Regions from separate parts of the Homo sapiens genome. Here regions 2 and 3 are each linked to region 1. Evidence: chromatin contacts called from ENCODE Hi-C or POLR2A ChIA-PET data. All regions are on one chromosome and are shown on one strand. The core of a region is the stretch at or near the end of the contact, and the rest is flanking DNA. Distances in the headings are between cores, read along the strand shown.

Evidence for each region. A loop is a pair of places that touch in the nucleus more often than their neighbours do. ChIA-PET counts read pairs that join two places held with the same protein, here RNA polymerase II (POLR2A). Pooled maps may share reads with other maps.
Region 2: a loop to region 1 is called in a map of CD8-positive, alpha-beta T cell, with 6 times the contacts of the local background. The contact joins the promoter of LINC00649 here to the promoter of RUNX1 in region 1. A Hi-C loop is called at or near these places in 2 of 168 maps with a recorded cell type or tissue (CD4-positive, alpha-beta memory T cell and CD8-positive, alpha-beta T cell), 1 of 37 single-sample maps with no recorded cell type and 11 of 50 pooled maps. POLR2A ChIA-PET finds 5 or more read pairs at or near these places in 1 of 52 experiments (activated CD4-positive, alpha-beta T cell).
Region 3: a loop to region 1 is called in a map of natural killer cell, with 7 times the contacts of the local background. The contact joins the enhancer-like site here to the promoter of RUNX1 in region 1. A Hi-C loop is called at or near these places in 1 of 168 maps with a recorded cell type or tissue (natural killer cell), 2 of 37 single-sample maps with no recorded cell type and 5 of 50 pooled maps.

The regions. Positions count from the first base shown.
Region 1 is chr21:35,047,045-35,051,798 of GRCh38, forward strand. It overlaps RUNX1 (RUNX family transcription factor 1), which reads right to left and starts at 2,258. Exons shown (of 9, transcript NM_001754.5): 1 at 2,124-2,258; 2 at 1,798-1,914. The coding sequence starts at 1,855. RefSeq lists enhancers at 216-275, 1,481-1,620, 1,981-2,100.
Region 2 is chr21:33,929,273-33,934,026 of GRCh38, forward strand. LINC00649 (long intergenic non-protein coding RNA 649) reads left to right here and starts at 1,850. Exons shown (of 3, transcript NR_038883.2): 1 at 1,850-2,470. RefSeq lists an enhancer at 1,503-2,144.
Region 3 is chr21:34,020,663-34,025,416 of GRCh38, forward strand. The region is part of intron 2 of LOC105372790 (a long non-coding RNA gene); the gene reads left to right. Among named protein-coding and RNA genes, the nearest start is that of MRPS6, 51 kb to the right of the region's middle. Within about 2 kb of position 2,414, at least 7 of the 41 ENCODE cell types and tissues checked have a DNase peak (open chromatin) inside an H3K27ac peak, as active enhancers do; they include natural killer cell, where a contact is called at or near this core.

The DNA.
Region 1 (4,754 bases), core at 1,008-3,507:
ACCATCTTTGCCGTTGGCCAGTAAGGAGAGCCCCAGGGGCCAGCACTGCACACTGAAACCCAACCTATTGCTCAATGGAATGCTTAAAAATTTCCTGAATCTGCCTTCCTGAGTTGATAAAATAGGAAACAATACACGTTCTGAGGGGGTACTGAAAGCAGAGTAAAGCCAGGAAGATCTTTTTTTTCTGTTATTCTATACAAATATTGCTTCCTCTGCTTGTTAGCAGCCCAGAGGAAATGCAGCCAGGGAGCCGTTTGCAGCTTTTCACCAGTGGCCGGTGTCTCTGTGTTACCAACCAAACGACGCTGCAAGACTAGTGACTAACGCACGTCTGCATGATTCAACTTCACTAAAATTCCCTCTGCTGCCAGTAAAGAAGCACTTGAAAACTCTTTAATTTGAAACTTGAGCTTGGTTAATGACTTGTTTTCTTCTCTTTCTCTTTAACTTCTCTCTTGCCATCTCCAACACACACACACACACACACACACACACACACACACACACACACACACTCTCTCTCTCTCTCTCTCTCTCTCTCTCTCTCTCTCATCAAGTTTTTTAATTTCAGGGACCCGGAAACATACAGCCCCGTGCATTCACAATAGCATTTGCTGTGATAAAGTGGCCGGCAAGCCCTCTGCATTCCCCTGCTCACTTAGCTGTATGAATAAATAATGAGTCACAGATACAATTTGGGTGCTCAAGAGAGTTTGTAGCCAGAAAATTAATTATTCTCCCATCCCAGCCCACTCCATCTCAGCTTTGCCAAACCATCAAGATACACTTTGCAGGCACTGGTCAGAGTGCGTGCCCCGACGCACACGGCAATGCCTTTGAGACATTTTATGTTATTATTTTTGTTTGTTTAAGCACAGCCCTCTTTTACCACGAAAGATACACAAGACGCACATGCACACACATACTCACACACTCACAGCTCAACCACAGCTTTGTCCATTTCAAGAGGCTGGTTTCAAAAATGGAGACAGGTTTTCCACCCTGGCTGTTCCTATTCATAAGCCTGTAATCTAACGACTTAAGCTGCGAGAATGCTTAACTCGGGAAACTTCTCTATTGCCCTTTTCCAGAGAGACCTCGGTATGCCACAATTTGCTTCCTTTCTCTCTTGAAAGATGCTGGTTGTCTCTTTGCATTGAGGCTACAAGGAAAAACACAGCACAGCCCCATGCTGATGATTTTAACCTAACCAAGTCTGTCAGTCTCCTGTACTCTCTGCCTTATAGAGACAGCTGCCTTGCCACTTTGGCCCTGAAGTCCCCAGGCTGGTGCAAGGCTATCTGAGAGCCTCCGCCTCCTGCCCCACACTGGCACCAGCCCTCCTGGCTGGCTCTGTGCATGTGCCTGCTAAGCCCCAGGGCAGGCTGCATTCTGGGCCACACAGCATGCCGAGTTAAGGATAACTCAGACACAGGCATTCCGGGCAAGGGACAGCAAAATAAAACCCAGGGAGCTTCGTGCAAGCTTCATAATCTCTAAGCCTTTAAACAAGACCAGCACAACTTACTCGCACTTGACAAAGTTCTCACGCACCGACTGAACACTCCAACAGCATAACTAAGTATTTATTAAAACATTTCTGAAGAGCTTCCATCTGATTAGTAAGTAATCCAATAGACTTGTAATCATATGCCTCAGTTTGAATTCCTCTCACAAACAAGACAGGGAACTGGCAGGCACCGAGGCATCTCTGCACCGAGGTGAAACAAGCTGCCATTTCATTACAGGCAAAGCTGAGCAAAAGTAGATATTACAAGACCAGCATGTACTCACCTCTCATGAAGCACTGTGGGTACGAAGGAAATGACTCAAATATGCTGTCTGAAGCCATCGCTTCCTCCTGAAAATGCACCCTCTTCTGAAGGCGGGGGACTCAATGATTTCTTTTACCTTCGGAGCGAAAACCAAGACAGGTCACTGTTTCAGCCTCACCCCTCTAGCCCTACATCTCTCTTTCTTCTCCCCTCTGCTGGATACCTCTGGGACTCCCCAAGCCCTATTAAAAAATGCACCTTTGTAAAAACAAATATTCAAATTGTTAAAGATTAAAAAAAAAAAAAAAGCCAGCGCCGCCTTGGCTGTGGGTTGGTGATGCTCACCACGCTGCGAAACCCTGTGGTTTGCATTCAGTGTGATTCGTCCTGCCTGCTGACCACTATGCTGGGTTCAGACTTCTGACACTGCCAGGCTACCCAACTTGTGGTTCTGTGGTTGTTTATGAGGCCCAAAGAAGTTTTCACACAACCCAAATTACAAATTTAACTGTTCCCCTTTCCACAGCCCATCTCAATTGGTTCTTGCCAATCATGTGACTTAAGTGATGTCAATTTTTTTTTTTCTTTTCTGAGCAATGCCCTTCCTTCCCTCCACCTGCCCTCCCCCAGGCTGTGCAAGAAAATAGCCGAGTAGACTTTGCAAGAGGGGGGGATGTAGAAAAAAGTGACTCAGTCACTTATTATATCTCAATGGTCTTTGCTGATTTAGTACAACTCGGCTCCTGTTGTTATTTGTGGTTTTTGGAACTACTGATTATTTTGATAAAGATTTCATTGCTGCTTATTCAATAGTAATTCAACGCTGGCATCAAGCCGCTGCTCCGACAGGATGTGGATCCCATCATTTAAAATGCTAGGCATCAGCTCCGGGAGAGTTAAGTCCTTGGTAACGTCTATCATGGCATAAGTGAAACTATAAAAGGGAAAAATAAATAAAAAGAAATGTTTTGGTGAGAGTCTGACCCCTACAACGGGCTGGCAACTCACAGGTATTTTAAAGCCTGGGAAAGGGAAAGAATTTTACTTTTGAAATAAAAGGACTGTTTTAATGAAACCAAAATTATGTGGTTTTATTCCCCCTAAATGGACAACTTTAGTATGTATCTCTTTCAGTAAAGAGATAAAATCATAGTACAGTCTTAACACACACACACACACACACACACACACACACACACACACAAATTAGGAAGCTAAAGGAAAACAAAGCAGAGAGAATTTCTGTATTTGGGACAAAGCAGTGGTTACTCTGCAGATGTTTATTTGTATTGTCACTTGGGAAAGCTCCCTGTATTGCCTTTCTCTAGTTCAATTCAAATCAATAGGCTAATTTACACCTGTAGGTAAAACTACACTTTGAGCACATGAGGATGCCACAATAGAAGGGGAACCAGGAGGAGACACTTCTCCTGGGGCTGACTAATGAATATTATATAGCGCGTCCTCTACCTTAGAAAGACATGCCTGTTTGAAGATGCTAAAAACAGGATAATTTTGTAAGTGGGCAAACCACTGTGGTCACACGTATTTCATTTTCCGGCCCCACTGGCTTTACCTGCTGACAACTAAAACGTCATTTTGTTTTGTAGTTCCAAGATGAAGAAAGGCTTATTTTCCTGATTTACTACCTTATTCATTTGGCTCTGCTCTGCCTACATCCGCCATAGCACTCTGCGCACGTGAAATTTCGACACATAGGGTCAAGAGAACCTGTGTGATGATGGGTTGTAAATGCCAGTCCTGGATTCTAAGCTGCAGTAGCCAGCACAGGCACTTCAGAAAGGCTGAACTCCCACAACACTCCCTCGGTTTTCCCTCATCCACTTAATTTCACACACACAAAGACCCACAACGATAGTAGCTTCCATGGCACAAGTCTTTCAAAAGGAACAGACACAATTTTTACTTACTCCTGTTTTGACTAAAGCAGGAATTGAAACTCAACAGACCGCTTTCTCTTACACTTGTGAGAAGTTAGCTGGCCACATGTTGACACTGCTAACATCTAAAAAAGAATAATAGTGCTACATCTCTTTTATGAGGCTCGTGAATCTTTAAATGTGATGCGTGTTTCATATTGCTTCTCAGTGCAAATCCCCTGTGAACATAATGAACATAATGGGCCTGTGTTGTTACCCTCCCTAATAAAGTCAAGCCTGAGTTGAACCCCAAACCAGGTTCATTTTTCTCTCCCACACTTAATATTCCCTGGAAGGGCCCTAAGAGCCGAGGGCTGTAATGTGCAGCTGCCACTGCAGAGTCGACTCACACTTAATAATGACTTAGCAATTCAAGGGGCCATACAGAATATCCTTGGGAGATTTAATTTTAGAAACTCCCCAGATGCTTTTAGCCTTAGGTGTCCAGATGCTTAGGAGAAGGGTTTGGATGAGGCAGTGAACGGCCTGAATTCTCAACTTTTCTCTTTGGGCCTAGCTCTAGCCAGATATCTATTTCTTCCAGTGGGGTCTTTGTAGGACAGGTTAGAGTGTAAAGACACTCTAAGGCTGGGGCTCGTTGAAGCCTCACTATACGCTGTCATCTTCGGGACTGAGGTTTCAACAGGGCACCAGGGGGCAGAATACAAAGGCCTGCACGCTGGCCCTGCACGGCCTTCCTGGGCGGGGTTAACAGCCACGGCAGCCGCAGCATAACTTCGCAGCTTGGTGAGGCAACAGTTGGAGCTTTTCTGGGCACCCTCCAGGTCATGACAATAAGTAAAGCCTCAGCCAGCTGCTGGTGAACTTGGCCTTACCACTTCCCTAGGAGCCCAAGACAAAAGGGCACGTCTGTCATCAATGAACCGCCTGGAGAAATACTTAATCCTAACTTAACTAGAACGGTTTAGGACTCTTTAAGTTTGTGTATTGACCCACACCCTCTGTCCTAGTTCCTGCAAGTGACTCAGACCCTGGGTTTCTGGCTTGGGGATTGTACCCAAGAGTCTGCAGTGGA
Region 2 (4,754 bases), core at 600-3,099, 1.1 Mb before region 1:
ATTGGGTGCATATATATGTAGGATAGTTAGCTCTTCTTGTTGAATTGATCCCTTTACCATTATGTAATGGCCTTCTTTGTCTCTTTTGATCTTTGTTGGTTTAAAGTCTGTTTTATCAGAGACTAGGATTGCAACCCCTGCCTTTTTTTGTTTTCCATTTGCTTGGTAGATCTTCCTCCATCCTTTTATTTTGAGCCTATGTGTGTCTCTGTATGTGAGATGGGTTTCCTGAATATAGCACACTGATGGGTCTTGACTCTTTATCCAATTTGCCAGTCTGTGTCTTTTAATTGGAGCATTTAGTCCATTTACATTTAAAGTTAATATTGTTATGTGTGAATTTGATCCTGTCATTATGATGTTAGCTGATTATTTTGCTTGTTAGTTGATGCAGTTTCTTCCTAGTCGCGATGGTCTTTACATTTTGGCATGATTTTGCAGCGGCTGGTACCGGTTGTTCCTTTCCATGTTTAGCGCTTCCTTCAGGAGCTCTTTTAGGGCAGGCCTGGTGGTGACAAAATCGCTCAGCATTTGCTTGTCTGTAAAGTATTTTATTTCTCCTTCGCTTATGAAGCTTAGTTTGGCTGGATATGAAATTCTGGGTTGAAAATTCTTTTCTTTAAGAATGTTGAATATCGGCCCCCACTCTCTTCTGGCTTGTAGGGTTTCTGCCAAGAGATCCGCTGTTAGTCTGATGGGCTTCCCTTTGAGGGTAACCCGACCTTTCTCTCTGGCTGCCCTTAACATTTTTTCCTTCATTTCAACTTTGGTGAATCTGACAATTATGTGTCTTGGAGTTGCTCTTCTCGAGGAGTATCTTTGTGGCGTTCTCTGTATTTCCTGAATCTGAACGTTGGCCTGCCTTGCTAGATTGGGGAAGTTCTCCTGGATAATATCCTGCAGAGTATTTTCCAACTTGGTTCCATTCTCCCCATCACTTTCAGGTACACCAATCAGACGTAGATTTGGTCTTTTCACATAGTCCCAAATTTCTTGGAGGCTTTGCTCATTTCTTTTTATTCTTTTTTCTCTAAACTTCCCTTCTCGCTTCATTTCATTCATTTCATCTTCCATCACTGATACCCTTTCTTCCAGTTGATCCCATCGGCTCCTGAGGCTTCTGCATTCTTCACGTAGTTCTCGAGCCTTGGTTTTCAGCTCCATCAGCTCCTTTAAGCACTTCTCTGCATTGGTTATTCTAGTTATATATTCTTCTAAATTTTTTTCAAAGTTTTCAACTTCTTTACCTTTGGTTTGAATGTCCTCCCGTAGCTCAGAGTAATTTGATCGTCTGAAGCCTTCTTCTCTCAGCTCGTCAAAGTCATTCTCCATCCAGCTTTGTTCCGTTGCTGGTGAGGAACTGCGTTCCTTTGGAGGAGGAGAGGCGCTCTGCATTTTAGAGCTTCCAGTTTTTCTGTTCTGTTTTTTCCCCATCTTTGTGGTTTTATCTACTTTTGGTCTTTGATGATGGTGATGTACAGATGGGATTTTGGTGTGGATGTCCTTTCTGTTTATTAGTTTTCCTTCTAACAGACAGGACCCTCAGCTGCAGGTCTGTTGGAATACCCTGCCGTGTGAGGTGTCAGTGTGCCCCTGCTGGGGGGTGCCTCCCAGTTAGGCTGCTCGGGGGTCAGGGGTCAGGGACCCACTTGAGGAGGCAGTCTGCCCGTTCTCAGATCTGCAGCTGCGTGCTGGGAGAACCACTGCTCTCTTCAAAGCTGTCAGACAGGGACATTTAAGTCTGCAGAGGTTACTGCTGTCTTTTTGTTTGTCTGTGCCCTGCCCCCAGAGGTGGAGCCTACAGAGGCAGGCAGGCCTCCTTGAGCTGTGGTGGGCTCCACCCAGTTCCAGCTTCCCGGCTGCTTTGTTTACCTAATCAAGCCTGGGCAATGGCGGGCTCCCCTCCCCCAGCCTCGCTGCTGCCTTGCAGTTTGATCTCAGACTGCTGTGCTAGCAATCAGCGAGACTCCGTGGGCGTAGGACCCTCCGAGCCAGGTGTGGGATATAGTCTCGTGGTGCGCCGTTTTTTAAGCCCGTCGGAAAAGCGCAGTATTCGGGTGGGAGTGACCCGATTTTCCAGGTGCGTCCGTCACCCCTTTCTTTGACTCGGAAAGGGAACTCCCTGACCCCTTGCGCTTCCCAAGTGAGGCAATGCCTCGCCCTGCTTCGGCTCGCGCACGGTGCGCGCACCCACTGACCTGCGCCCACTGTCTGGCACTCCCTAGAGAGATGAACCCGGTACCTCAGATGGAAATGCAGAAATCACCGTCTTCTGCGTCGCTCACGCTGGGAGCTGTAGACCAGAGCTGTTCCTATTCGGCCATCTTGGCTCCTTATTCTCATTACCTTCTTGAGTTGTGGCTCAGACACTACAACAGAGCTCTGTCACCTCTTTCTAAAAGCTGGGAAATGGTTATTGTCAACGCCAGCCCCATTTTGGAGGCACCTGGTTGCAGGGGACCACAGCTAGGTGAGTCACAACTGGGTGTCTTCATCAGGGGGTTTACAAGGGAAGACAGACTAGTGATTTTAGAACAATCAGCAATCAGGGCACATTGGCAAGCAAGCACAGAGCAAGATTTATTTTATAAAAAAGAGCGTTTATGTTTGGTTCAAACAAAAATGTGAGAACGGCCGAGGCTTTGTAGGAGTTCACCACGAAAAAGGAAATTACATGGTAAAAAAAAAAAAAAGAAAAAAAAGAAAGATAAATTCTACATTTTTTTCTTTATATAATTATTTAGCTGGAGCAAAAGTGAAAGTAAAAGTTGGGGCAAGGAAACACATTCAGATGTGGGGAAGTGCTCCCAGAACGTGGGACAGCGAGTGGCGGAGTCCGATTTTGAAATGCTCCAGAGAGAATATGATCTTCCTGGACCCCACAGTGGGATGCACCACCCCAAAAACCATTGGCAAAGTTTGGTGACAGAGGAATCATTTTGTTTCTTTTTATGCATAAAGAACACACAGAAAGGAACACTTGCTTTGAGGATCCTGGTAAATCAGGCTGGTGTTCTGTTGGGGCAGTGCAGTTTGGTACAAGGAAGTGGTCACTGCTGACCCCACGGAGAGGCTGGGAAAAGCGTAGATGAGGTGACTGGAGAATAAAGGAGGCTTTTTCTAGCTCAAGGTTTAAAGGCAGCCACAGTGTCTGTAGCAGATGAATTAGTGTGACCTTGGAGATGGCCCCTTGACCCGAAAGTGGTAAAGAATGCCATACTTTTCATTTTGCAGGACACCTCCTTGGGGGAGGCTGGGCTGGTAGCATATTTCTACGGGCTTATGGTTCTGTGGATAGAATTGTAGGGCTGGATAAAAGCACTGGCTATTTTGAGTTTTTAAGCAATCAGGGGGCTATTAGTGGGGTGGTCTTTGGGAACCAAGGCCAAATCTGCAGGACAGCAGAGTAATTCAGATCATCTATATTGTATGGCTTGAAATGGGATAGAAAGCCATCTTTATTCATTCATTCATTGCAGGCATGAACTCTTTAAACAAATATGAGTGGCCTATTTGAGATCATGATAGAAATTGTAGGGAATAGAGAAGCAACCAAGACTGACCCTATAAGGAGCTGTCACCAACTCCCTTTGAATCAATTTTAACTTTTTTCTTTTTTTTGGGACAAGGCTTTCACCCAGGATGGAGTGCAGTGATGCAATCTCGGCTCACTGCAACCTCTGCCACCTGGGCTCAAGCCATCCTCCCACCTGAGCCTCTCAAGTAGCTGGGACCACAGGCGCACATCATCACACTCGGCTACTTTTTGTATTTTTTGTAGAGATGAGGTTTCATCATATTGGCAAGGCTGGTCTTGAACTCGTGAGCTCAAGCGATTTACCTGCCTCAGCCTCCCAAAGTGCTGGGATTATAAATGTAAGCCATCATGCTTGGCCTGAACCAATTTTAACTTTTAAAAATCACCTTTTCTTTGTTATACATTCAAGAAGACACTGAGATGGGCATTAGACTAACATCAAGCTAAGTTGCATATAATTTCATAAACTCTGAGCTTTCTTGAATATATTTTTTAATTTGTGGGAATTCCTTGTACACCTGAGCCCCAAAGACACAGCAAACTCCAGTCATAGCTTGGCAATTAAATGAAGCAATGAAAGAGAGAGAAAAAAAATGATAAAAACAAGTCATTCCAGTTGGCAGAGCCTCACAGTACAGTTCTCAAAGTGGCTGTTCATCAGAAATGAAGTTGGCACCATCTTAGGGACATTGGATCAAGTCAGTCCATTTGTGACAAGGACAAAAGGAGTAGTAGTCTTTCCTTTTGTGATGTGTGACAGCACTGCTCACCCTGGAATTAATGGGGTTTATATAATCCAGATTTGCTGATGTCCTCAGGGCCTGGAAATTTTCCTTATTTGTGTTCCAATTCTAAAGGTTTCCTGAGAATATTCTAGAAGTAGTCTTTCATGGTAGCCATCAATCCTGGCTACTGATTGAAGTCAACTGTAGAGCTTAAAAAATGACAGATGTCCACCAAAGGCCTATGAATTAGAATCTGCCTTATTTTATTTTATTTTATTTTTTCGAGACGGAGTCTCACTCTGTCACCCAAGCTGGGGTGCAGTGGCACGATCTCAACTCACTGCAACCTCCGCCTCCCAGGTTCAAGCGATTCTCCTGCCTCAGCTTCCTGAGTAGCCAGGATTACAGGCATGCACCACCGCACCAGCTAATTTTTGTATTTTTAGTAGAGACAGGATTTCACCACGTTGGCCAGGCTGGTCTCTAATTCC
Region 3 (4,754 bases), core at 1,164-3,663, 1.0 Mb before region 1:
ATCTGTCTTTAAACTTGTGAACCACTTGTAGAGATGTATTTCAGAAGGGAACTAAGGCTTCCGGTTTTAGGGCAGTTTCTTCCAAAATCATTGAAGTTGCTTTCTTACTCAATCCTGGCTACAGGTTTGAATTGTGCAACAAAATGTATCCCCCAACAGACTACTGTACAAATTATGCCCTCCATTGGGAGGTGAATTTTTTTCCCCTGTCAAAGTTACTTAACTTAAAAAAATTGGGATTTGATGTATTTCTCTTTCAAAATCAGATAAAGCCATCAATTTTATGTACATTTGGCCAGCTCTCAAGAGTGGGACAGGGGTATTCTAGAGAGGAAGCATTCTCTGCTCAGTAAGGCATGTTTTCGATTTTCTGGTTGTGGGGTAAAATTAATGATATCTTTCCTTCTGTATTAATCAACTCAGATTGCCGTAAGAAGATACTATAGATTGTGTGGCTAAACCAACAGACATGCATTTTTCACAGTTCTGGAGGCAGGAAGGTGAAGGTGCCAGCTGATTGGCTTCCAAGTAAGGCCTCTCTTCCTGACTTGCAGATGGCCGCCTTCTCGCTGTGTCCTCACATGGCCTTTCCTTAGTTTGTGCATATAGCAGGGCTGGGGTGGGAGTTGGGAGTGAGGGAGAGAGAGAGGAATTTCTCTTCCTCCTCTTATAAGGCAACCAATTCTATTGGGTTAGGGCCCCACCCTTCTGACCTCATTTAACCTTAATTATCTCCTAAATGCCCTATCTCCAGATACAATCTCACTGTGGGGATTGAGGCTTCAACATATAAATTTTGAGGACAACACAATTCAATCCCTCTCCTGGGACCCTGAGAACCATCCCATGTGACCTGATACTGTGAAAGTTTGCAAGCTGACTGCAAATATTGTTCAATCTGGTTTTGAGACCATGATTAACATGCTTCCATGTAGGAAGATCCCAAACTCTATTCTTTAGTTTCAAGTCCTTGCACACATGAGGAAAAAATTGTGTGCATTGTGCAGCAGTTAGTAGTTTTTCTGAATATTCCATACAGTAATAATAGCTTTGCTTAAAAGGTACCAGACACCCTACTACACCTTTTGTATCTCTAAGCATTTTGTATTATCTTTTAATCCTTTTCACAACCTTGTGACAGATGAAACAGTTATTATTATTCCCAGTTTATGGATGAAGAAACTCAGGTTTAGATAAGCTAGGTAACTTGCTCAAGAGAACACAACTAGGAAATGACTCAATTCAGGTTTGAACCCAGCACTGTGTAATTCCAAGGTATTCTCCTAACCACACTCCGTGTCTCCCAGTTGTTGATGAAACGTATACTTCCAAATACTTCATTCCACAATCATCAGGAATGATGGTTCAGCTTAATGCTTTAAAATTAACCTCTGGCTGAGAAGAAGTTAATTCAGTTTGGTTTAGTTCTTGCTTTTATTCAGATTTATCTTATCCATGTATTTTGGTTAGTAACCATTGAGGCAAAGGGATATTGCTCTGAAAAGCCACTCCTAACTTAAAACATTTTGCTTTTATTAGAATGTCAAAAAGGTTTTTGGTAAAAGACACTTCTAAAAAAAATCAGTGGAGAATGGTAATGGTGCCATTTCCCATTCTGTAATTTATTTTAATGACTGTCTTCTCTCATCTGTGTCGAGAGTGTCCTAAGGCAATTTTATGGGTTTTTTTAATTAAAAATTTTGCTCACTTTTCAGAAACCAAAAGAGAAAACTATCACAGAAAATGTTTTTCTCTTCTGTTTGTTCTGTGTTTCAAGTACTATGTTTCTATCATGATTAAAGTCATTTTTTTTTTGTCAAAGAAGTCCAGCTGTTTGAACCATCTGAACCGGAAGAGTGGAAAGGAATTGAGGTGTTTCTCCCTCCTTCTAGAAAGTTAAGGGTAGCAGAATTTGAACACCACAAGCCTCAGAGAGAAGTGACAGAGGTGAGGACAGATGACCTAATTGGTTATTCCTAGTTATTAGAATTAGGCGGCTTATCTCTTTTTTCCTAAATGTTTATACCTATGGGAGAATTTTCCAGCTTCCTGGGAACACAATTTTTTTTCTTTCTCGAGAGAGATAAGTGTGTTTACTCTCTGCAGTATCTATTCAACTGCAAGGAAGTATTGCAGGGCAGAAGCAAGCTCTTCAATACAAAGCAGCTCATTTCAAAGCATCCAGGCTTACTTTTGTTGTCTGTGCCTATTCATCCTATAAACTGCTCTTCATCAAAATAGTTAACTCTCCCCTGTTCTGCCCCCATCCACTCTTGAGAATGAGGGGATGGCAGGAAACCATCAATACAAAAATCTATGTGGCAACAACAACCATTTGGCCTGTTGAGAGGTGCTTATGCAGAAAGAAACACAAGAAAACAAAGAGGAAGTGTGTGAACTTCTGACCCTCTTTGCCACATGCCATTTGGTGGGTGGGTGGCATGAGCAAGCATCCTGCAGTGGGTGTTTTTATGGGACCAAGTGACAAAGAGCCAAACAGGGTGAGAACTCATGAGTAGCAAGTGGAAAACTACCAAGAGCTGTCCCATCACTCCTGCAACAAACTTCACCTCGCTCAAGGGAGGGTAGCTGAGGCTCCCTTCTCCAAATCCTGCAAGACACAGGCACTCTGATGGGGCCAGCTCTTCACTGCATGGGAGGGCTTTTGTTGAACAGTGAGTTTCTGTGCCCCGCTCCCTTTTTGGCCCCTTTTGCCCAAGTGGAGTGACACTTTATCAATTGGGGGGGCAGGCAACGAATAGAGGATATTAATGATTGCTAACGGACCCCCATCTGCTGTTCCGCCTGCAGCTTTTATGAAACCCACATTTTAAAATTAACACATGGAAAAGACAGTCTTAGCTCAAAAGTGTCAGCTAGGAAAGGAATTCAATTGATCCCCACTCTGTAGTTGTCTGAGTGGATCTGCTAAATGTGGACTTGCAGGAGGGCAAGAATTGTTCTGAAAACTGATATGAGAACACAGGCCAGCCTGTGCAGTGGCTACATCAAGGAATTCCAGAAGGTTTTACCTTTGGATTTAAATGTTGGCTTTAGCATTTGGTGGAAGTTTTCTGGGGAGATGAGAATATGATAACTCAGGGAGGAACAGTAAAAATTGGCTGAGGACGGCTAATGCCCTGGGGTTAGTGGTTTGCGTTTTCTTAGAACATGCAGGAAGGCAGGGGGCTTTTCTAGAAAGCACTCTGGGTCTGAAGATGTGAGAGCTGTGATTGAGCTGGGTTTAGCCTTTATTGTGACACTCTGGGCAAGAAACTTAACTTTTCTGAGTGTCTGTTAAAAGGTGACAATAAGACCCACATCTCTCAAACGAGACAGTGGGTGAGAAAGTGATTTGTAACACAGGACATTACAATAAATACTACATAAATTTTTTGTATAATAAAACTTGTAAATAATGTAGGCTGTCAATGCATCCGTTTGTTCAAGGAACATATATCTACAAGGAGCTGTTGATATACAATAAATAACAGACTCAGTCTCTGTCCTCACAAAGTTTACAGTTGACACTCACACGCAAACACAAAAGTCCTTTAAAGTGCGGTAAGTGCTATGATGGGTAAATAAAGGCTTCATAGAAGTTTATAAAGATGACGCCTACCCTGGTCTTGGGAAATTTCCAGGAGGCTTCCAGGAGGGAGTAATGTTCAAGCCAGGCTTAAATGCCATCTCCTCGGTGAGGACTCTCATGTACTGCTTAGTTAAAAACTTAACCCCTTACCCTCCTGTTTTATTTTTCTTTAAAGCACTAGCGCTATCTGATGCACTCCCTGTATTCACTTGCTGATAGTTTGTGTCTGTCTCTCTTAACCAAAGTGGAAGCTCATGAAGTGAGATATTTTTCTGTTTTGTTTTCTACCGCATCCTCTGCGCCTAGGATAGGTTATGACACATAGCAGGCACTCAAGATATGTTTGTGGAATAAATGAATATAAAATGTAAGTGTGATTTGGGCAGCCAGGAGAGCTGGAAATAATATTCCAGGAGCAGAAAACCATAAGCAAAGACCAGGAGGCCAAGTGTAGGTGGCTTGGTTTGGCTGGAGTATTAACATGTGAGGGTGGAATATGGAGAGATCAGACTGGGGAAGTAGGTAAGGCCAGATGGTGAAGGGTCTTGTAAGCCAAGTTCAAGGGCTTGGACCTTATTCTGAGGGTTGTAAGGACAGTTGAAGTATTTAATATGGAAGTGATAAGATCTGAGTTTCCACACAGCTTGGGACAGGGAGACCATGGGGAAGCTTCTTTCCTAGTCGAGGAGCAAGACAATGATGACCTGAACTAGGACTATGGCAATGGGGAGAGGGATTAGAAGGGATTGGAAGGGACAGGCCCTGACAGTTGATTGGCAGTGGGGAATGAAGGTGAGGGAAGCTCAGTGATCGGGTGGAGGCAATTCAAGTGACCTCATGGGTGGTGGTCCATTCATGGACATGGGGAAGACAGCAGCAGAAGCAAGTTTGGGATGAAGATGATGAGTTTTCAGTGTGGAACTTTTAGCTGAGTATGTTTTGTGAGCGTTTCTGTGTGAGTCAGTCTAGAAATGGCAACTGAAGCCATAGATGTTTGGAATTTTCCAGCTAAGAGAGAAAAGGAGTAGGCTTAGGAAAAGCCCCAGAAGACACTAATGGCAGAAGGATGGACAGAAGGAGAGAAGCCCAAGAAGGAATGTGGGAAAAAGATTTCGAGGGGGTCTAAGGAGGACCAGGAATAGATGGTATCGCAAGGAGAGAA